3 separate regions of the Homo sapiens genome follow, and all the other regions are linked to region 3. A link is an interaction called in ENCODE POLR2A ChIA-PET data of the cell type or tissue named here. Cell type or tissue: MCF 10A. All regions are shown on one strand.

Region 1 (8,000 bases), 60 kb before region 3:
CGTATGGGTCCCATGATGCTATTCAAGGTTTACAGTATTGCACTAACCATGAAAATAAATGAGAACTGAGAGAGATCATGGTTTTCACTGCAATATGCAATTTACTGGAGATTGCAATAGTAAATTGTAAATTGCTATATGCAATCTACTGCTCACGTGGAGATGGTCAGTATTTCATAGTGTTTTAAGCAGACACTCGCAACACGAGCTCACCGCAATAGCAACAGGAGGTAGCTACAAAAATATTACAGTAGTACAGTGCTTACTACAGTGAATTTTATGTAGTTATGATTGAATACTTCATCTTTACATTTGTTTACATTTCCCTCAACTACAAATGGTGCCATGTATGATCTGTGTTTTTTGCATGTTTTCATAAATTTTAACTTTTTATAATAGATTTGTGTAATTTTATAGTAGTAACTTATAAAATAGACTAGTACTCGCATATACTTTATGCATTCATGACATACCTAACTTTTTGTTGTTCTTTTTTGATATTTCTGGGCTACACAAGGGCAGTGACATGATCGTAGCGCACTGTAACCTGTAACTGTAAGTTTTTTCAAACTGTCACAAATCTCAAAAAAAAAATCTAATATATTTAATGAAAACTATCCAAGTATAAGTTGACCCTTGCAGTTCAAACCTGTGTTGTTCAAGGGTCAACCTTACAAGGATTTTAGGAACTCTGCTGGGAACTGGGGACAGAGAGCAATGTGTATATTTTGTGTTATTTCAGGTGCGTTTGCTCATGCCTATAATCTCAGCACTTTGGGAGGCTGAAGGGGGAGAATTGCTTGAGGCCAGCAGTTTGAGACCAGCTTGGGCAACACAGAGAGATCATGTCTCTACCAAAAAGATCCCAAAAATTCATATTCTCCCTCCTCACTTTACCTCACACGATGCTCCAAATCAGTCTCCCACCTTAAGAATTCTCCATAAGCAAAAGCCCATCTTGAATCCCACACTCTCAGGGACCCTTGCCACACTATCCCCCCAATTTTCTTTTCTTTCTTTATTTATTTATTTATCTTTAAGACAGAGTCTTGCTCTGTCGCCCAAGCTGGAGTGCAGAGGTGCGATCTCGGCTCAGTGCAACCTCCACCTTCTGGATTCAAGCAATTCTCCTGTCTCAGCCTCCTGAGTAACTGGGACTACAGGTACATGCCACCACAGCTGGCTAATTTATATATATATATATTTAGTAGAGATGGAGTCTCACCATATTGGTCAGTCTGGTCTTGAACTCCTGACCTCAGATGACCCACCCGCCTCAGCCTCCCAAAATGCTGAGATTACAGGTGTGAGCCCCCGTGCCCGGCCTCCCAATTTTCTCATTGGCCAGTCACTCTGGTGCCCTGGGGACTAGCATCCAGCTAAGGGATAGATGCCAGCTGCTCTCTCAGTGCTATGGTTTGAATGTTTGTGCGCCCTCCACAATTCATGTTGAAAATCCCCAGCACAACAGTATCGAGGGGTGGGGTCCTTAGGAGGTGATGAGGACATGAGGCCTCTGCAGTCATGAATGGATTAGTGCCCTATAGAAGGGCTTTAGAGGCTGAGTCCCACCTTCCATCCCTCCACCATGTGAGGACACAGCATTTGTCCCCTCCAGAGGATACAGCACAGGTGCCATCTTTTAAGCAGTGAGCAGCCCTCACCAGACACCAAACCTGCCAGTGCCTTGAACTTGGACTTCCGTCCTCTAGAACTGTGAGAAATAACTTTCCATTATTTATAAACTACCCAGGCTCAAGTGTTTTGTTACAGTGGCACAGACGTACTAAGACTTGTGGGTACCCACAATTCCATAAGCCATTTTCTTTGCTTGGCCTGGGCATGACCCCCTGTGCTGTCCCCGTGAAGAAAAAGGATAAACCAACAAACTCTATGAATTAACTTCAGTGAATCTCGTATGTTTCTAATCTTCTGCTTTGGAGCTTTGGCGATAAAGAAAGATTAGGAAATTAGATTAAAAAAAACTAACATTATCTTAAATGACCCATATTCCCAATCAATATCTCTTCCCTTGAAACTTGGTGTGTATAAATCCAATACTTTTTAATGTATTTGTATATACATATGTAAACATATACAAATATATACATCATATATATGTATGTATCTGCCTAAATAACCACCTGGAGTTAGCAGGTTCCATACCTGCAGGATGCAAGCAGGGATGGGCAGAGGCAGGCTGGTCAGCTTCCAGGTATATATATATATATATACTCGGAAAATACTTGCTATTAGTTTGGTGGTTTTATTATTAACGTAAATGATGTCTTGCTGCACATATTATTCTGCAAGTTGGTTTTCCCACATAATGTGTTGGACATCTTTTAGCCCCATTTCACACTCTTAGCCTGCCTTTTGCACAAGAGTTGCTGTGGCAACAAGCTGCCCCCAGGTGTAACCTGACAGCTTCACTTCAGCTGCACCAGGTATGTCTTTCTTTCTGCCCCAGGCATCACGGTATACAGGCAAATCTTGAAGTGCCAGGGAGTCAACCCTCCCTGGAGCAATCCTTGCCCAATAGGAGAAGGAAGCCAATGAATAAATATGCCAGGCCTCGAGGTCTTAGGCCCTCAGTCTAAGGCATAGTCTACATGGTTTCTCTGGGAGTCCTCAGTTAAACTGAGCCCCGACTGCCCACAGCAATGGCCAGTGTTAAAAGAACAACCTTAACCAGATTAAATTTAACACAGTTTAACTGAGCAAAGGACAATTCGTGACTAGGGCAGTCTGCTGAGCCAGAGTAGGTTTAGACAGACTCTGGTGGAAGATTTATGGACAGAAAAAGGAAAGTGAAGCACAGAAAACAGAAGTGAGGTTCAGAAACAGCTGAATGGGTCGCAGCTCGTCGTTTGCCTTATTTGAACACAGTTTGAAAAGTTGGCCACCTTTGATTGGCCAAAACTCAGTGATTGACACAAGAGTACGTTACAGCCTGTTTACATTTCCCTGTAGGCTATAGTTTACTATGCACAGAGAAACCTTTAGGCTGAACTTAAAATATGTAAGGAGGAAGCTTTAAGCTAAATTTGATTTTTGTTGTTGTTGTTGTTTTGTTTTGTTTTGTTTTTTGTTTTTTGAGATGGAGTTTCACTCTTGTTGCCCAGGCTGGAATGCAGTGGCATGATCTCGGCTCACTGCAACCTCCGCCTCCCAGGTTCAAGTGATTCTCCTGCCTCAGCCTCCCGAGTAGCTGGGATTACAAGTGTGCACCATCATGCCCAATTAATTTTTGTATATTTAGTAGAGGGGGTGGTTTCACCATGTTGGCCAGGCTGGTCTCTAACTCCTGACCTCAGGTGATCCATCTGCCTCAGCCTCCCAAAGTGCTGGGATTACAGGCGTGAGCCACCGCGCCAGGCCACTAAACCTCAGCCTCCCAAAGTGCTGGGATTACAGGCGTGAGCCACCGCACCAGGCCACTAAACCTCAGCCTCCCAAAGTGCTGGGATTACAGGCGTGAGCCACTGCGCCAGGCCACTAAATTTAATTTAACAGTAGCTTAACACATGGCTGGATGGGCTTTTCCTACTTCCTTGTTTCATTCTTCCCAGTCCTCCAACTCTTGACTCCTAGATTTATGGACCCAAATAAATGACTCAAATGCAGTCCCTTTGTCTCAGGTTTTTGGTGGAATCCAAGCTAAAACACTAAATAAAAAATGTTGTTAAAAATAAGTTTATTTTGGTCATTATTGATCCACTTGGAGTGGTCCTCAAAATGGGATCTAGGGAATCGGTCCCTGAGGCTGGTTTCTGGGAATCCACAAATGCAAAACTATTTCCATAGTCACACTAAGGAGGTGTGGCCTTTTCAAGAAATTACATTACCCGTAAAGTGCAATAGACGGAAAACAGAAGCCCATATGAGAATCCAGCTATCTTCTAGCAAGCCAGAAGTAAAAGATGCCAGGTGCAGTGGATCACATCTATAATCCCAGCACTGAGGATTGCTTGAGCCTGGGAATTTGTGACCAGCCTGGGCACCATAGTGAGACCCCCATCTCTACAGATAATTTTTAAAATTAGCCAGATGTGGTGGTGTGTGCCCATGATCCCAACTACTCGGGAGGCTAGGAAGGAGGATCACCTGAGTCAGGAGGTCAAGGCTGCAGTGAGCTGTGATTGCACTACCACACTCCAGCCTGAATGATAGAGTGAGACTCTGTCAAGAAAGAAAGAAAGAAAGAAAGAAAGAAAGAAAGAAAGAAAGAAAGAAAGAAAGAAAGAAAGAAAGAAAGAAAGAAGGAAGGAAGGAAGGAAGGAAGGAAGGAAGGAAGGAAGGAAGGAAGGAAGGAAGGAAAGAAAGAAAAAGAGATCTGCAAAAAAATGTAAAACAATACCACTCTTCTCACTAAATTTTTGTACTTGGAAAACATAGTCATTTTTCACAAAAATGCTATTTATATTAACATAAGTATTTTGATGTGCAATGGACTTATTTTTGTTATTTTCACATAAAGATTGTTTAAATTTCTTAGTTTTAATTTCTAATACTGTAAATATCAGTAGATATAACCCATGTAAACAAAAGCTTTTTGGGGTCCTCAATAATTTTCAAGAGAGAAAAAGATTGCCAAGACTAAAAAGTTTGATAGCTATTAATAGAGTTCATTGCTTTTAACTTCTGAGTCCCATGCATACTTCATTATTATTATTATTATTATTTGTAAAGACAGGGTCTTGCTGTGTTGCCCAGGCTGGTCTCAAACTCCCAGGCTCAAGTGATTCTCCCATCTTGGATTCCCAAAGTGCTGGGATTACAGGTATGAGCCACAGTGCCCTGCCTCTTCTTTTAAAATCTAATTATGTATTTGTTATCTCTTACATTTTTCCTATCTTTCTTTTTTCTGATTATGGCCCAAAAGGGGAAGATTTCTGCCCATGCTCATGTTACTATCTTGAAATTATTTCTTTTCAGACTCTCTAGTTCAGGAAAAAGGTCCCCTGCCACATCAAGTGGCCACGGAGGAGCTTGGGCCTGTGATGTCCCCTCCCTTCTGCCTAAATGACCACCTGGAGGCAGCAGGTTACATACGTGGAGGATGCAGGCGGGGATGGGCAGAGGCAGACTGGTCAGTTTCCAGGGCACACTTCGGGGGCATACAAGGGACAAAAATGTGACGGTGGCTCAGGAGGGCACCAAAGATGGCCAAAAGCTTCTGCTTTTAAGGTGGCAGTAGGAGGCAGTTAATGGAAAAATAGAAACCAATCAAGCTACGTCTGCCACCAATGAAAATGAATTATTATTTATTCAACAAAATATAAGCTTTTTAAGAAAAAAAAAATAGCAAACGCTCAACCCACTTGCTAAGTTCCGTTGGGGTATAATGGCATCAGCTCTGAGTGCCAACTTACCTTGGCAAGGTGGTTGCACGCCCTGAGGATATGTACACCTTCTCCGCTGCTGGCCAGCTAGATGACCTTGAGCAAGCCACCCACCCTTCTGAACTTCGTCTATTTGGAAAATACAGACATTAATACCTCATAGTTTGTAATGAGGCCTTAGAGTCCACATATTAATCGTTCAGAACACAGCTCAAAAAAATCTAAAACTTCTGGTGGGGCACAGTGGCTCACACCTATGATCCCAGCACTTTGGGAGCCTGAGGTGGGAGGATAGCTTGAGCCTAGGAGTTTGAGACCAGCCTGGACAAGATAGAAAGGCCCCATCTCTATACAAAATATAAAAATTAGCCAGGGGTGGTGGCACATGCCTGTAGTCCCAGCTACTCAAGAGACTAAGGTAGGAGGATCGATTGAGCCCAGGAGTTTGAGGCTGCAGTGAGCTATGATCACACCACTGCACTCCAGCCTGAGTGACAGAGCAAGACCCTGTCACCAAGAAAAAAAAGAGAGAGAGAGAGAGAGAGAGGTGGCTTCAGTGGGCCGAATAGCAGAGATCCACTGGGAGCATTAGCAACATCAGGGCCATTGCTTCAGCAGCCTGGAACTAAAGAGGAAGAAAGCAAGAAGCTTCAGGAGATTGAACAGTAGGAAGGAAGGAAGGAAGGAAGGAAGGAAGGAAGGAAGGAAGGAAGGAAGGAAGGAAGGAAGGAAAGAAGGAAGGAAGGGAGGGAGGGAGGGAGGGAGGGAGGGAGGGAGGGGGAGAGGGAAGCATATGAGAAAGCGAGGCTAGGAGTCTTGGAGTCATCCTTGACTCATCTCTTATTGTAGTCATTGCCAGTACTCACAGCTCTCAGACAACAGTGAGGAAACAAGTTATTTTCAACATTTCAGGAAGCTAAATGGAAACCATGCACACAACAAGGTTTCAAAGTTAATTGAGGATCAAGATTTTCTGCTGTTGTCTGGTAAGTTATCAATTCTGATTTTTTTAAACCTGATTACAGGCATCCACAAAAAAATATGCAACTAACATCATGTTTAATGTTGAAAGACTAAATGCTATCCTCTGGGATTGGGAGCAAGGAAAGGGTATCCACTCTCATCACTCCTGTGTACTTAAAAAAAAAAAAGAAATAAAACATATGTTCACACAAAAGTCTGTATGCAAATGTTTATAGTGGCTTTATTTATAATTCACCCCAACTGGAAACAACCTAACATGACCTTCAGCTGGTGAATGAATAAGCAAACCATGGTACATCCATACAATGAATTACTAGACAGCAAAAAAAGAAACTGGTGATATAGGCAACAACCTGATGAATCTCAAATGCACTGTGCTTAGTGAAAGAAGCCAGGCCCAAAGGACTACATACTGTATGATTCAATGTTGTGACATACTGGAAAAGGTAAAATTATAGGAACAAATCAGTAGTTGTCAGGGTCTAGTGGCTAGGGAAATAATTGACTACAAAAGGACAGCAAGGGGGAATTTTGGGGGGAATTGGAACTGTTCTGTATCTCAAAGATGGGCATGATTGATTACATGATTATGCCAAAATTCATTCATCAAAAATGTAAATTTTTATGTATGTAGATAGATTTTATTTTAAGTGAATAAAAGGAACAGGCAACTTGGAAGCAAAAGAGCAGGAGCCGGGCCAGGCCTGCGGCTAGATTCAGAAATAGGGTTAGAGGGAATGATCGAGGGGAATGACCCAGGCAGCCACAGCTCTGGAGAGACGGCTGCAGGTGGACAAAAAGCAGGTGGAAGCGCCCAGCAGGACCTTGACCAGACAGGCAATGGGAACATAAAAGACAGCAACAGATTGCAACATCATGTCCATGGGCTCCCAAACCTGATATCTCAGAATCACTTCCAGAGCTGATTGGAAAGACAGATTCCATTGCTAAGCATAGTGGCCTGCACCTGTAGTTCCAGCTACTCCAGAGGGCTTGAACCCAGGAGGTTGAGGCTGCAGTGAGCTATGATCGCACCACAGCGCTCCAGACTGGGTGACAGAATGAGACAAGTCAGAATGAAAGAAAGGAAGAAACAAAGAAAGAGAGAGGGGGAAAGAAAGAAAGAAAGAGAGAGAGAAAGAAAGAGAGAGAGAGAAAGAAATAGAGGGGGGAAAGAAAGAAAGAGAGAAAGAAAGAGAGAGAAAGAAAGAAAAGAAAGAAAGAAAGAAAGAGAGAGAGAGAGAAAGAAAGAAAGAGAGAAAGAAAGAAAGAGAGAGAGAAAGAAAGAAAGAGAGAGAGAAAGAAAAGGAAGGAAGGAAGGAGAAAGAGCAAAAGAGACAGAGGGAAGGAAGGAAGGAAGGAAGGGAGGGAGGGAGGGAGGGAAGAGGGAGAGAAGGTGAGAAGGAGGGAGAGAGGGAGGGAAGAGGGAGAGAAGGTGAGAAGGAAGGAGGGAGGGAGGAAAGAAGGAAGGAGGGGAGGGAGGAAGGAAGGAAGGAGGGGAGGGAGGAAGGAAGGAAGGAAAGAAGGAAAGAAGGAAGGAAGGAGGGAGGGAGGGAGGGAAGAAGGGAAAGAAAGAAAGGAAGGCAGATTTCTACTGAGGCTGCCTCTTTATTCCCCTCTTTATTCCCCTCAGAGAGGTCATTTAACCTCTCTGATCTCTGTGGTTGCTGT
Region 2 (8,000 bases), 490 kb after region 3:
TATTTTGTGGCTTATTAGAGAGTGGGACTGACTGTCTGTCACCTGCTGTAACACAGGTCTAGGATGAGGCCCAGGAGAATTCTGCTGACCATGCAGCAGGCAGGGCCAGAAGCTGGGAACAGGCTGGCAAGGGCTGGAGAAACTGGGCACCACAGGCACTGGTGCAGGGAGGGGACACAAGGTCTGGGCACCGTGTCTGTGGGCTCAAAAGGCTGACAGTTTGGAACCATCTGGGGGATGTGGTCAGCCAAGCAGGCTGTTGGGGGAAGTGCCCAAGTCAGCAGGCTGCAGCTGAACTCAAAGGAACCTGACATGGATCTGGCAGCCAACGGGTGACCTGCAGGTGTGGAAAGTGGGATCCTGGGTTCTAGGGTCCCTTGGGGAGGTCACTGGCTATCAGTAATTTACTGGTAGCCCTGGCCATTCCTAGTCTTTCCTAGTGAGGGTGTGTGTAAAGAACCCACAGGAAGGCCGGGCGCGGTGGCTCATGCCTATAATCCCAGCACTTTGGGAGGCCGATGTGGGTGGATCACCTGAGGTCAGGAGTTCAAGACTAGCCTGGCCAATATGGTGAAACCCTGTCTCTACTAAAAATACAAAAAAATTAGCCAGGCATGGTGGTGCATGCCTGTAATCCCAGCTACTTGGGAGGCTGAGGCAGGAGAATTACTTGAACCCAGGAGGTGGAGGTTGCAGTGAGCTGAGATTGCGCCACTGCACTCTAGCCTGGCAACAGAGTGAGACTCCATCTCAAAGGAAAAAAAAGAACTCACAGGAAAATAGGAGTCAAGCACTATCATTGCTATGCTAGGCACTTTGCACGTCCCATCTCAGTTCCCACAACAGGCCCATGTGGTAGCTATTCTCATTCCCCAGGTTATCAAGGAGGAAACTGAGGCTCATACAAGTTAAGAAATTTGCTCAAGGTCAGCGTTAGAGTGTCTAATAAGCTAAATAAATGTCTGCTTAGGATACCTGCAAAGCAAGAGCACCTAAAAATTTGCTTCTGAAATAATTTTAAAATTGATTTTTCTAAGACTGCATCAAGGGAATCATTGCTGGAAAAAGAACTTTGTTGAATTTCCTTACAATTATTTTTATGCCCTAAACAGAATGGAAAGGGATAGGTGGAAAAAAGCTTTCTCCTCACTTTTCTCTCTTTTTATAGTGAGGGAATGAGGTGATTGGGAGGAAGAGGGAGGATTCTTTTCAAGAAGTCCTCAGAAAATGTCCTCCAACATCCCATTGGCTAGGACTGGGTCGCACACACCCCTAGACCAGTCACTGGCAAAGAGAAACCACATTGTGTTGATTGTCTTACAACAAGCACAGTGTGTACTGTGGTGCTGGGCAAATGGCCACATCAACAACACTGGGTTCTGTTAGCAAGAAGAAAGGGCCAACATAATGGTGGTTGAGTAGGCTATGGATGGAGCTATCGCAACCCTTCAGGTGCTCCCAAATCCCAGAGAAGCTAGGAAAGCACAGACGTTTCATTTACCAAATGGTTACCTTGGGTTTGGGATTTATTTACTACAGGTTTTCAAGAAGAGAATATCAATTGACCCTTATGGAGACTTGAATCCCATGACACAGTATTATTATTATTATTATTGTTTTGAGGTAGGGTCTCACTCCTGTCACCCAGGCTGGAGTGCAGTGGTGTGATCATGGCTCACTGCAGCCTCAACCCCCCAGGCTCAGGTGATCACCTCAGGTGATCAGCTTCTTAAGTAGCTGGGACTACAGGCATGTGCCACTATGCTTGGATAATTTTTTGTATTTTTAACGAAAATACATTGGTTTTGCCATGTTGCCCAGGCTGGTCTCGAACTCCTCAGCTCAAGCAGTCTGCCCGCCTCAGCCTCCCAAAGTGCTGGGATTACAGGCATGAGCCACTGCACCTGGCCAGACACAGTATTATTAGAACTATGTATGTTCTAACCAAAGCTTCCCCCCAATTCTGTCCCCTCTTTCTATTTCTCTCACCTTCTTTAATCAGCTAAGTGCCTTGTCACCTGTCTTCATTTAAAGTCCCCACTTCCCACTCCCTCCTCGACTCCCTGACATCTGGCTTCCACCTCAGTTTCTCCCTTGAAACTGTCTGGCAAAGGTCATGAATGAATATTAAGTTCCCCACTCCCTTGCACACTTTTACACTCACCGCTTACTCAGCTTTGTGACACATGGCACTGTCAACCCCTTCACAGTCTTCCAAGACTCTCCCCCTTGGTGCCTGGGGCCCTACTCTCTCCTCACCTTCTTCTGAGCTCTCTGGCTGCTCAGTCTCCAGGCTGGTTTACCACAGGGGCCTATTCCCAAATGTTGGGGCTTATTCCCAGGGTTCTTCCCTTTACTTCCTTTCTTCTCTCTCCAGACACTATCCTTACGACATGCACTACCATCTCAGATCTCTAATTCCAGTGCAGGCTGGAGACCTGAGCTGCAGATCTGTATGTTTAATTGACTTTTGGATAGAATTTCACAGGCTTCTCAAGTTCAATTACTTGTATTTATTTATTTAGAAACAGGGTCTTGCTCTGTTGCCAGGCTGGAGTGTAGTGGCACCATCATAGCCCACTGCAGCCTCAAATCCTCAGGCAGTCCTCTAACTTCTGCCTCCCAAGTAGCTAGGACTGGAAGCACATACTACCATGCCTGGTTATTTTTTTTTTTTTTTGTAGAGATGGTTTTTATATGTTTCCCAGACTGGTTTCATATTCCTGATCCTCCTGTCTCGGACTCCCAAAATGCTGGGATTGCTGGTGTTAGTCACTACGCCCGGCTCAACTTCTGCTAAATGGACTAATCATACTCTCTTACTTGCCTTTTCTCTTGTGCCTCCTCATCTTGGTGACTGGCACTACCAGCTAACCAGCCACTTGGCCAAGCCAGAAACCTGGGTTCCGCCATGCAATAGATAGATCAAGTCATATTGTTTCTATTTACCTGGTGTCTCAGGTATCTCTGTTCTCTTGTATATCCACAACTTCCACCCAGACTCAAACATATATCATAACTCTCTGGGTCATTACAAGGGTCTGAAACTGATCCTCCACCTTTATGTTCACCCTAGCCCCCAGCCTATGTGTCACCATCATGATGGTGGTCTTTATAAAATATGGAGATGATCATTTCTCCACTCTTTAGAAGCCTTCTATGGCTCTTCTCTGATGCCAACACATAATTCATGACATAGAAATGCAAAGGCAGCCCGTCTTTTCAGCCATATTGGCTTAGGCTCTCTCCACTCTAGCTGGAGACAGAAAGACATTACATTGCATTTTAATAGGTAAAATGTTTTACCTTTAATAACTTGGGTTGCTTGCATTTTTATAACTCTCTTTGATTTGTCCAGCTCCATTTTGGGAGACCATTATGTAATGATGTGACTAAGCTTCAGTCTGAAACACTGTGTGTCTGATTTGAATTGTTGAAACCTCTAAATTCAAGTTTCCTTATATGCTAAATGGGGATACTAATACTTGCTCAGAGGGGAGTTGGGAGGTGTAAATTCAGTGATATATATAACAGGCATGGCATATGGTAAGTGTCCAATCAATGATAACAGCTACTACTTATAGAGCAGATCTTACTCTGTGCCAGGATGGTTCTAGGTGCTTTTTGTTGTTAGTTCCTTTGATCTTCATAAAAATCTTATGAGGTAGATACCGTTATTCTTATTCTATGGATGGAGAAACAAGCACGGGGGTTTGCATAGCCCATCCAAAATCGCACAGATAGTAAGTGGCAAAGGGAGATTTGAATCCTTGCAGAGTAGGGCCAGAAACTATACTCTTTTGGTTTTGTTTTGTATTTTGAGACAGAGTCTTGCTCTGTCACCCAGGCTGGAGTGCAGTGGTGCGGTCTCGGCTCACTGCAAACTCTGCCTCCCAAGTTCAAGCGATTCTCCTGCCTCAGCTTCCCAAGTACCTGGGATTACAGGAGCGTGCCACCATGCCTGGATAATTTTTGTATTTTTAGTAGAGATGGAGATTCACCATGTTGGCCAGGCTGGTCTTGAACTCCTGACCTCAAGTGATCCACCTGCCTGGGGCTTCTAAAGTGCTGGGATTATAGGCGTGAGCCACCACGCCTGGCCCAGAAACTATACTCTTACCCACTAAGGGACCCTGCCTCTTCATAACTGTTGATCATTTAAATTAGTGCATTTATTTTAACTGTATGTACCAGAAAGTACACTTGGAGTTTTTAATAAATATGTTACAAATGATTTGGAGGAAACATAAAATATAAGGACTAATTTCTAGAATGTTAGTATAAAAGCAATAGAATGTCCTCTACCACACACAAAAAAACCAACCTCTTGATACATTGAAGATGCTTTTTCTTCACTGAATTGATCCAGGGACAAATTGCTTTGACATCATTGATACCAAAATAATTCAGACCAAAATTAAATCTATCATTCTGTAAATTAAGGAGTTTAGAAATTACTTCAAAGAGATTGACATTTTTGCCTTTTTCAAAATTCCCATTTCACAATGCCTTCATTTTGGAAGAGCTTCAAGCCAGAGGCACTTGTGGCTGCCCTTCAGGTAAACTTGACTTTTAGCTGGAGCAAAGTGCTCCACAGTCACAGCATTTACCTAGTTCTTCTTGGTTTGGATTTTTGCCAATCTGGCAACAACCATAGGTGCCCCAGGATGACTGTAGTGGTGCCCCAGGATGACTCAGGGACTGGAGTGTGTGCTTTATGTCAATACAGACAGTTCTCTCACTGCTTGGTCTCAACTCCATGAACACTTGGAAATTTTACCCCTCGCAAAGAGAGGGAGAATAAGTGTACAGGCTTTTAGATCATCCCTTCTCTGGTCTCCAAAATCCTTTAGGGCAGGGACTGTGTTATATTTACCTCTGCAAACCCAGATCCTGGCATGATGCCTGGCACAGAGAAGGCACTTAACTAAGCCAAGTGCTGGTGGGTTTAGAAGTCCTAGTTTATCTTCTTCTTCAACCAGAATTGGTTAAGAATACGGGTTGGGATGACAGAGTACCTACAAGGGACAGATATTGGTACCCTCTCATACAGGAACCTGGATGGTAGTGATAAAATGAGATATCAGTTGATAATATTTGAGAAATTGTCAAGTTGTTGGAAACACATATAACTTCCCCAAATAACTAAGTTGGAAGACTGTACTAGTTTGAATGTGTAGATTCTGGAATTCTTATAACAACAACAACAAAAAAGGCACACCATAATGATCACACTTTATAGTGGCACATGCTTCCTCTTCCCTATAAACCAAATGAAGATATAGTTCCAATTCTCTCCTCTTTTGGTTGATATTTCTCTTGCTCTTTTCCCATTAAGACTACATCTGTGATTCTGTAAAATCTTTCCTTCCCTTTCTTATTACCTAAGCATATAAAACATTCATATGTGGAAAGATTCTGATATGCACGATAATTCCAAATGCTGCAAGCCCAAACAGACTTAGAAAAATTCTCGATCTCCTACCAAAGCATGCTTAAATCAGAAATGTCTTAAAGCACTAAAAGAAAAAGGGAAAAATTTTAGGGCAAAGACCCAATTGTAGTAGCAAGGAAAACCAGTGGTTGAAGAGAGAGTACATGGAAGGGTATTTCCTCCCCACCCCAGGCACTCTGCAGTGACTTGATGGAGCATTGGGCAGGATCTTAAAATAATCCACTCTCCCATCAGACACTATTGAATTACTTATTATCTTCATAAACAAGTACTGCCATTAATTAATAACACTATGTACCAGGCGCTAGGCTAAGTGCTTTGTATGCCATCTCTTTTAATGTTCCTCACACTTTGCAGGTGTCAATAATCCATTTTTAGAGGTTGAGTAATTTGCCTAAGAACCTACAGCAAATAAATCTGTTGTACTCCACAGTCCAACTTCCTTCCACAGAACCAGTATTTCCAAGACAGGCCCAGAGCCTGGCATTGTTAGCAAAGCTGTGCTTATTAGCTGTGTGGGTGAGAGGAGCAAAGGAGTTAAGACCTTCAAAGTGCAGACAGCAGTGCCTGGTAGGGGGCAAGCACTCAATAACGGTTGCCAGTGTGCAGATGCTGTCCTTGATGAGGAGGGCAACCCAGTTTGTCCAGGTCGAAAGGGAGGCTCAGAGCACAGGTTAAGATGGGGCCAGGGCATGTGTTATCCTGACAGTTGCCTGGTAAAAGACCTGATCCAAGAAGGAGAAATGAAAATTAAGGGGAGAGCCTGCTTCAACCAGAGCAACTGGCCCAGATCTCCAAGCTCGTGGGGCCACGTGAGGATTCAATGAAGACCAGGAGGGTTGAGAGAAGGCAGCAAGGAACAGGTAGGGGGATGTTGTCTGGTGGTTTAAGTAACTGTCTTTGGATGCTAGGCACAGGGTGTAGAGCCCCTTCTGTGGAGACCTCAGACCTCTCCCCAATGCTAGCAGCAGCTCTTCAAGGTGTGCCTGATAGAAAGAGCCTGGGAAGAACACATGCCAACCTGACCACAGCAGTCAACTCATGGCCAATGAGGAGGGCCCAAGCTTGGGAGCAGTTGCCAATGGACATGCTTGCCTTGTATGTAATCAATTTTAATATGTTAATAAAATCAAAATGCAGTACCTTTAAAATGGGTCTCATACATGACAGCTCTCTGTCAACTGTGACACACAGTGGAAATGCTGTGTGTGAGAGGGAGATAGAGATGTGCTGGAACGGGGAGGGGCCAGAGGTCTGGATTGCTGGCGATTCGTCCTTCTCCACTGTGGCAGATGCTGCTACGGATCTTCCAGTTTCCAGTCTCCCCTCTCCCTCAGTATTAGAAGTGCAGAAGCCTCACATTTCAGCTGGGAACACTGCAGCCCTGCAGTGGAGGCCACACTTCTCAGGCTCCCTTGCATCAAGGTGTGGCCACATGACTGAGCCCTGGCCAGTGATGAAGTGACATGTGCCAGCTTCAGGAAACTCTCCTTTGAGCTGCAGGCACCTGCCTTTGCCCCCATTTCTTTGTCTCTTCCTCCAGTGGCCGCCTAGAATATGGATGCATTGGAGACCTAATCACCAACTTAGACCATAAAGATGGGAGCCACACCCTAGGGATCGCAGAGCAGGAGCTGGAAAGAGCCTGGGTCCCTGAGGACATCACAGAGCAGGGCCACTATGCCAGCCCAGGAGCGCCTCCCTCAATTATTCACAGGACAGGGACACGAACCTCTCCTTGTATGAGTCACTGTAGTTTAGGTTTTCTGCCAAATGCGGAAGGGACTATCTCAGTCTCTTGGATTCTTTTGTTAATTTTTGCTTCTTCTCTGCCTATGTGCAGGTCTCTTAGGAGCCCCCCTGCTGAACTGAGGAGGCTGAGGCTGACCCGTGTGTCTCAGCCGTTCCCCTTTGTGAGCCCCTAAGTGCCTTACAGACCATGTATTTATTAGTGGTCTATTGTTAATAATCATAGTAAGCTATCCAAGCTGACTTTTTACTGAGCTTCGGAGTTTCATGGTTATAAGAGAATGAAAACCTCAGAATAAAATATTAGGCTCTTTGATCTGTGTGAATAGTCACTCTTGAGCTGTTCTGGGTGTGTTTTTCTGTGATTTCCCAGCTATCGTGCTAAGCGTCGCACTCAGTCTCAGCTGCCTGTTAACGGCAATAGGAGGACTGATGCATTAGCATAACAAGGGATCTGCAGCTAGCCTAGGCGCTCTGAGTACTCCATGCACAGATGGGGTGGACGGTGGGCAGGGACCAGAGCTGGGTGGGGAGGGTGGAAGGGCATCTGAGAACAGGCAGGCATAGAAGGCAAGCGCAGGAGAGGTAGAGTCAGAGGGGTGGACAGAGATGGCTCACTGCCACTTAATAGGTATACAATGAGCATCTCTTGAAGAAAGAAAGGGAGGAGGATGAGAGGGAAAGAAGGAAGGAAAGAAAGAAAGAGGCTGCTAAGACCAAGTGCTAGGCAGCCAAAAAAGCTTTGGGGGTTGCTTCAATAGAATACACAGGACAAGAATGTACATGCAGGTGCACT
Region 3 (8,000 bases):
GTGCAGGTTTGAAGATGGTCCAGGAGGACTTGCAGAGTGAGTGCTATGTGAGCAGAGCTGGAAGGAGGGGAGAGGGGCCGGTGGCCTGCTGGGGTGATGTTGCAGGCCACGGGGCATAGTCCTTGGGCAGAAGTGTGCCTGGTACGTTGGAGGAGCAGCCAGGAGGCCCATGTGGCTAAAGCTGAACAAGGAGGGGGTGGCAGGCGAGGCCTGAGAGGAAGAGCTTCAGCCTTAGGCTCCGAGTGAAATAGGGAGCTGGTGAAGGTTTGAATTTAGGTGTTGATCGGCCTGACATTTTAAGTGGTTCTCTCTGGTTTTTGGCTGAGAACAGACTGTAGGAGGTCAAAGGCAGCTAGCTGCTGGGGCCAGCGAGGAAGCCGTGCATATGCCCAGATTTGAGGCAGTGGAGGCTGGAGGCAGTGGGAGCAGTGGAGGAGCAAGGAGATCCTGAAGGCACATGTGAAGCTGGAGTGCATGGAATTGCCGCTGGAATGGCCCCAGGGTTTTGTGGGTGATCAGGGATGACTCTGGGGTTTGGGTCTGAGCACCTGAAAGAGAGAGTTGCCATCAGCTGAGATGGGGAAGGCTGCAGGAGTGAGCATTCCAGGTTTAGGTTTGTTGTTGTTGTTGTTGTTCTTTGTTTGTTTTACTGGGGGTGGCACTAATCATTCATTTAGAAAATTCATATGGGGCTTGGTTGCCAGCAGGGTTCCTGGGAAGTGGAGGACCTTCAGGCCACACCAGGTGGGGACCCAGGCATCAGCTGGCACCTGTGCCCACAGAAACAGGCCCCTGATGCTCCCTCCTGGTCCACAAGCTCATGGGGCTTGATTCTTAGTCCCAAGCTCACATCTTCAGCAACACTGTCTTTATTTTCTCCAAATTAATTCCACCTCCAGTGCCCAGCCCCGGGGCTGGTTGATGCATAGGTCCTGCCCACTCCAGGACGCTAGTCACCCAACAGGGTTCAGCCCAGGTGCTGGTGAGACACTTCTCATCCACCCCTCATTCCAGCCTGGCAGCCCCTGCAGCTCCTGCTCCTGCTCAGAATGCAGGGACCTTGGTGAGGCTGGGCCCTCCCCTAAACACCTAGCACAGGGCCATCCCCTCCGAGCATGGGGGATTGGCAGGACTGGGAAGCAGGGCTGGGCACCTCCTGAGAACCACAGACCTCAGCCCCTACTCACTGTCAGGGTTGCTGCTTCTCTGCCAGCAGCTACTCGACTGCCCTCGTCCTTTGCCACCCACAGATACCGGCATCATTGCATCTGTGGGCTCAGAATTTCCTAAGACAAAGGAAGAACCCCAGACTTCAGGCAGAAAAGCAAGATGCTTGATGGAAATGAGAGGAAGGGAAGAAATCAGTCATGAACCCTTAACAAGAGCTCGCTGTGTTCCAGGAACCATTCTAAGAGCTTCGTACACCACTGTGAATTCATTTAACCCCATCTCATCCCTGTAGGCCAGGTGCTATTATATCCTTATTTCATAGATGAGAAATCTGAGGCACAGAGGGGTCAAGTAACTTGGCCAAAGTCACACAGTCAGTAAGTAGCACAGCTGGGATTCAGATCCAGCTATTTTCCAGATCCATGCTTATACCCACGCTGCTTTCTACAGGCAAACCAAATTCACAATTGAGTAAATGATTTCAGAACTAGGTCATTCATTCACTCATTCACTGAGCACCTACTCTGCCAGGCCCTGGGGCCACAGAAAGGAGTAAGAAAGACACAGACCATCTGGCTCCTCGCCTCAGCTGGTGTGGGGCGGTGTGGAGGCCTGAAGGCTAGAGGCTGGACTCCTGCTCTCCAGCATCGCTGACTGGAACAAAGATCTTGACCTTGAGCAAGTCACAGCCCCTCTTTTGTCCTCGAGGCCCTGATGTGTAGATCAAGCTCTCTCCTAGTGCTAATGTTTTCAATGCTCTTTGACGATATTTTCTTACTGACTTCTACAAAGCACCAGCCCCTTGGCAGGAGGCTCTGCGGGGCTCCCTGGGGACTAGTACAATGTTGCTGCCCAGGACGGGGCAGATCTGCATGGAGGAGCCCACTCCCTCTCCCCTGAGCTGGCAGGTATTTCCAGCAGCAGTGGGAAAGACGGGGACGGTGCCCACTACCCCCCAGGGTAAAAGACACACCACTGCTCCCTCCCTCCCCTGCCACCCTTCAACTGCCTTTGTCTAAATTCTCTGCCCTGCCAAGGCTCTCCCTGATATTCTGTTAACCCAATTCTGCCCTGATGCAAATACCAGGGCACAGAGGGGCGCATGCAAGGTAATTTTCCCCGTGTCCCAAAAATCTTTAGGGCTGCAGGCCCTGGTGAGGTTGCCAGGCAACCATCCCTCCCGCAGGACGAGATCAGTCAGAGACACCGAAGGCCTCTCATGCAAAGGGGCTTAAACTTGTTCTGCAGAGTTCTTAAGGGCAAAACCAGGGCTGATGTGGTTATGTCGGGGTGGGTGGTCGGAGGGAGGCAGGGGCTTGACACACAGCAGCCCAGATACGGGGAGGTGCCCAAGCCTGGGCACATCCAAGCAGATTCTGGATGGTCCATGGTAAGCCATGCCCGCGGTTCTGGGCCTGGGCACCTGAGGCTGTTCTGCCTTCAGCCCCAAACAGCAGGGACTCCTGGGTGGCTCAGGCTTGATGTGTGGCTTCTGCTGCCAGCCCATGGGCACCTCACCACAGGGTCCCCACATGGCCACTCACCACCCCAACTGCCCACTAGGCCCTTGGGTCAAGGGAGCACATTAGTCTAGGCACAAGAAACTCCTCCAAGATTTCCTTACAGCCCTGAGTCTGCAGATTAGGAGGCAAAGGTGTATGCCAGCTGTAGAGAAAACCTTTGAGACCATGTTTACAGACAGTATTATTACCAACAATAACCGATATTTGTACAGGGCATTTGGATTTGCTTGTGTATTTCCCTGGAAATACACATTTCAACATCAAACTCAAAGATCAAGATCAAAGAAATGTTTAACCTGCACACTGTTCTCCTGTTACCTTCACCCCGTTCTCCTATTACCTTCACCCCAAGCTACATCTGCACATGGCTGGCACAGGATGGTCTGAAACTCTCATCTGACCATGTCACTGCTGAAAAGATCCAGTGACCCCAGTGTCCTTGGGATAATGGTAGAACCCTCACTATGCAGCTAGACTCCCTCCGCAGCCTCATCTCCCCTTCTCCTGTGACGTGTCAACACTTGGGTCCCATACTGTCCTCTAAATGGGCAGAGCTCATTCCTCTCGGCTTGGAACGCCCACCCCAGGACACCTTGACAGCTTGCAAACTCCTATTCCTCCTTCAAAACCCTACCTCTGTTAAGCTCCCCCAGACTATCCCCTTACTTCCCCATACCTGCCTCTGTAATCTGTTGCATTTTGTAAATACTTTTTTATTATTTTTCTTACACACTACTTCATACCCGACTCAGAGGTCCATGACTGGGTCTTCTACACCTTGGGGTCCATGGTTCCTAACACAGGTTCACAGTGCATGCTCACTGAGTGACTGATTTTTAAATTGGCCACCACAGAGCCAATATCAGGCATCTTAAGAGGAGTGCACGTAGAGCTTGGAGCAAGAACTAGTCTAACTGCCTTGCTGCCACTAAGAACAACAGCCATTTATTACATTAAGTGCCCACTGTGTGCCTGTTCCATGCTACTCATTCCACAAACGTAATGCTTTTAGTCCTGCAGTAACACAGCAAGATACAATGATGCTATGAGCCAGGAAAGGGACTGCCCAGGGTCTCATGACTGCCCACCAGTGGCAGAGTCAGCGTCAGAATCCAGGCCTATGGTCTCTATGCCCCAAGGTTGCCCTTCCACACCCTGCCACCCCCTCCTCCTCTGAGTCTGGCAGGCAGTGAGTTGGTACCACTCTCTTCCCATCCATCACCCACTATGAAGACATGGAGAGGGGCTAATGCTGCAGCCTCACTGGTCCTTCAGCGTCTGACCTGCAACCTAGAGGGAAATCCCACACCTGAATGCTGTCTTTCCATCTCTTGTTGATGAACACTCTCCTTGGCCTTCTCAAGGAGAAGGTGGTGAACTTGATCATCTCTAAACATAGAGACTTACTTACTAGGGGAGCTGTTACATCTGCGTTCCAGTTAGCCATGTGTGCCACTGGTCACCAGGGAGCTCTGAGCACAACACTGTGGTTTAATAGGCTGGCTGAGAATCTCATGGACTCCTAAGGCTGGCTTAGGTTCTGTCCTCATGCGGGTCTTTGCCATCCACTGCTCCCTAGCCCACCTCATCCCTCCCTTCCCAGCGTCACTGCAGACTGGAAATGTTAGAGGAAAAAAACAAGGCATTTTACAAGCCAATGTGGTATACGTGTGTGTAATCATCCAAACTCTGACTTGTGACATTAACTGCCTGATCTTCCCGAGGCGCAGAGAGGAATGACTAATGAAGCAGAGTTAAAGAACAAACAACTTCCAGCGAGGAGATGACTTACTCAATTCATGCTGTGAGGTGTGAGTAAGACTTCTCTGGGCAGAGGTACGGAGGAGACCTCTCTGCCCTCTGCACGCCTTTCCAGCTAATGGTGACTTCAACCACAGCAGGCACATAAGCAAAATCAAGAGAATTTCAGACATGACCTCATCCAAACCTCCTAGGTAGAGAAACTGAGGCCCAGAGACAGTCTTGCCAGAGTCACATGCCACTGGTGGTCAGGACAAGAGGCTGGGTCCCTAGACTCCTGGTCCCTTAGTGGCTTAAAGTCACCAAAGTGAGCCAGGCCTGCCCTAAAATAGAACAGAGCCAATCATTTTTCACAGATTGCAGGAAAAGCACTCAATGGATGGCATTTTCTCTGTTTCTTTAAACTTTCTCTTATAAGCTGTACAACCATTTTGCTCAGCCCAGTGGATTCACTTTTAATATTTTATGTGGTAACTGAGCTCGTGTTTTTTTTTTTCTGCTGAAATTGTTTCTCAAAAAACCTGTATGAGTCATTCTGTTTTGAGAGGCTGCCTATTAAAGTGTAGTCACATCTTCTAATGGAAATACTGTTCCTTGTTCTGCTGACATTATAGAATAAAAGTACCAGCATTTCACAGTGTTTCACAGAGAACACCTTGACTTCCAGGAACTCTGCTACCCGGTCTAGTTGCACCTTGATAAAAGTTCTTCCTCATGAGGGCACTATGCGAGTGAGTGTTGGCTGGGCTAGGAGGGGGCTCAGTGGCAAGGTGGGGAGAGAAGGGTCAGAAATCTCCAGGTTCATAGGGGCTCCCCAATTTATATGTCCTGGAACTTGGTGGGGGGGCCCAGATCTCTGTGAGGGCAGGGTAAGGGCAGGTATCTTTATTTTCTGTAGCCCAGGGCCTGGCACACAGTAGGTGCTTCGTAAGTGGTCACTGAACTGCTTGGTGAATGGCCGTCAGTCTCTCTTGCCTGGCAAAGTTGAGCCAAGGCTGTGTGCCTCAGGCAGAAGTAGAGAACTGGGTAGGAAGAGGGGAGGCTGAGAGCTTTGGGTCGGGGAGTGTTGGGGGCTCAGTGTCTGTATGTGTCTTTGTATGTCCTGAGTGTGAGCCAGTGATGGGGGCAGTGTGGGGCTCCAGGAAGACAGAGGGCTCAGGGTGAGACAGGCTGGGAAGGGAAGCAGCCAGTAAGGTGTGAGCTCATTGGCTGAGGGGATTCAGAGCTAGGAGAGCTCCTCTCTCCTGTCCTGGGATTCTGGGGCCGGAAAACCGTGAGACGGAGCCATGCTTAAGGGCTGTATTTCTGGTTGACTCCTTACTCTGCTGATGTGACTGTTCTGATTGGCTGCCCCGGGGCAGATATGTGAAAGCCCCAGGAGCCCCGGTCATTGGCACCAGGCTGAGTGGGTCCTGATCCCAGCTCTGCATCTGTTAGCTACATGTGACCTTGGGAAAGTGATTTGATCTTTGTGCCTCATTTCCTCCATCTCTAAAATGGGCTAATAGTGATCTCTACTTTGTGGGGTGGTTTTGAGGATTCGATGAGTTAATGCCTGAGAAACGCTTATCACAGAGCCAGGTAGCGTCAGGTGCAGTGTGAGCGCCCGCCGTCTTGTCTTTCTTGTGTCCTTCATCATTGCCCTCCCGGGGCACCAGCCTTTGCCACAGTGTTCATGGTTTTCCTTCCATCCATGTCAGGTCTTGGCCAACAAGAGCCACCTCTGGGTGGAGGAGGAGGTCTGGCGGATGGAGATCTACCTCTCCCTGGGAGTGCTGGCCCTCGGCACGTTGTCCCTGCTGGCCGTGACCTCACTGCCGTCCATTGCAAACTCGCTCAACTGGAGGGAGTTCAGCTTCGTTCAGGTAAAGTAGTCTCTAGTCTGCCAGCCAGCTTCAGCGTGGCCCTGGCCCACCTCTCATGAGTAAGTGCTCTGCCTTTGAGAACTGCCTGGGCTCTGATCATCTGCACAGCAGGACCACTCGGTGAGATGCCAGGCCTTCCTGACCCAGAGGGCCCATCCAAGCCTCTTGATAGGGGCTGCCTGCTACAAGCTTAACCTCCCAACACATGAGGAAGCCAGACACAGGCATGTGAAAAAATTACAGACCAGGACACTGAGCCCTGGGTCCACCATTCTCAAGCTTCTAGAATTCTTGAGCTTTCCAAACAAAATTGAATGACATGAAGTCATTGGACATTTTGCTGGTCTAGGTAGGAGTCATCATCTACCTAGACATCCATCTAGGTAGGAGTCTAGGGAGTGAGCGAGCCTAGCCCACCACCCTCCACCCCTCATCTCAACCTGGCTCTGTTGTTCCCCTTAACCCCTTGATTCATGCAGCGTGGATGAGACACAAGCATTAGGACCCCAGTTTATAGGGGATGCGACACAGCTTTTTCCCAAGGATGCCATTCCTATGAAAAAATCCAGAAAAAGGAGGTCTGTCATCAGATGAATTTGAGAAAAGATTTACTTCCCCCTAAGAGATCACAATGCACTTTGGCACATCAAAGATTCGAATAACATCTACAACAAACAAACCTTTGTTAATCAGACTTATTGGAGTGTTAGCACCCTCCCCCTCCTTTTTTCCAAATAACAGCTATCAGCACTCCACAAGCTGGGCGCTGTGGCATGTGGCTGGGATCCCAGCTACTAACAGAGGCTGAGGTGGGAGAATCACTTGAGCTTGAGCGATTCTTCCAGGAGTTAGAAGTTCAAGTGTCCAGCCTGGACATCATAGCAAGACCTTGCCTCTTAAAAAAAAAAAAATACTCCACAGAACATACTCTGGGAAATGCTGCTAGTGGCAAAAGTTTCTTTTTGCATTTGTTCATTCAACAAACATTTATTGAGCACTTACTGCAGGCCAGGCATCCTGCTAGGCCTGTGATGCAATAGAGAACAAGACAGGCAGAGCCATCTTTCCATGATAAAGGAAACGGAGGCAGGGACATTGTTTACATTTCTTTGGCATCTCCCACTGTTCTCCACACAGAATCTGCGGTCAGTGTTGGCGGATTAACTCCTCCCCTCCCATGAGTGGGAGCTGACTAATGCTGTATCCTGCCATTGTAACAGGGCAGAGAACAGCCATCCTATCCACCCCCACTATCAACAGAAATCTGTGCAGGGAGGACGTGGTACAGGACTCAGGGACAGTGACAGCGTAATGCTCTTACGTAATCCAAATTAATTGCTCCTGACCAGGGATGCTTCACATCCATTGGAACAACACAGAGTTGTAGCCGTGTGTTTTTTAAAGTGTGTCTGCCTCTGAATCTCCCTGGCTCTGCTCATCTCAGAAGGTCCCTGGAGGAGGGCTCATGGCTGACACATGTTAGCATACGAGAAGGGGAAGAATTTTATTTATCTGCCACTAATCCCCATGTGTCTCATACCCAAATCTAGGATTTTCCTCTTCCCACCTGGAGTATCCGGCGTGCATGGTTTATCCACAATTAAAGCAGACTGCAGGCTGCTCCCCTCACCAGAAAGCCGCTCCCTTAAGCAGCCATAGATTACATGCCCTGGCTCTGCCT

What was found. ChIA-PET counts read pairs that join two places held together with the same protein. Peaks named below come from ENCODE experiments on the same cell type or tissue, not always from the same donor. Only the 100,000 strongest peaks of a DNase experiment are listed, where the experiment ranks them.
Region 1: POLR2A ChIA-PET joins it to region 3 with 6 read pairs; 5 of 35 experiments call an interaction of 5 or more read pairs at or near these places.
Region 2: POLR2A ChIA-PET joins it to region 3 with 6 read pairs; 1 of 35 experiments calls an interaction of 5 or more read pairs at or near these places.

The regions. Positions count from the first base shown.
Region 1 is chr2:119,188,042-119,196,041 of GRCh38, forward strand. The region is part of intron 2 of LOC107985941 (a long non-coding RNA gene); the gene reads right to left. Among named protein-coding and RNA genes, the nearest start is that of STEAP3, 32 kb to the right of the region's middle. RefSeq lists an enhancer at 7,729-8,000. In MCF 10A, no CTCF peak of the experiment used is centred here; no DNase peak of the experiment used is centred here.
Region 2 is chr2:119,739,866-119,747,865 of GRCh38, forward strand. The region is part of intron 1 of LOC101927764 (a long non-coding RNA gene); the gene reads right to left. Among named protein-coding and RNA genes, the nearest start is that of PTPN4, 16 kb to the right of the region's middle. In MCF 10A, no CTCF peak of the experiment used is centred here; DNase peaks (open chromatin) are centred at 4,666 and 7,196.
Region 3 is chr2:119,248,530-119,256,529 of GRCh38, forward strand. It overlaps STEAP3 (STEAP3 metalloreductase), which reads left to right. Exons shown (of 6, transcript NM_182915.3): 5 at 6,155-6,319. It overlaps STEAP3-AS1 (STEAP3 antisense RNA 1), which reads right to left and starts at 542. Exons shown (of 2, transcript NR_046721.1): 1 at 1-542. RefSeq lists enhancers at 5,882-6,825, 7,151-8,000. In MCF 10A, no CTCF peak of the experiment used is centred here; DNase peaks (open chromatin) are centred at 4,462, 4,952 and 7,472.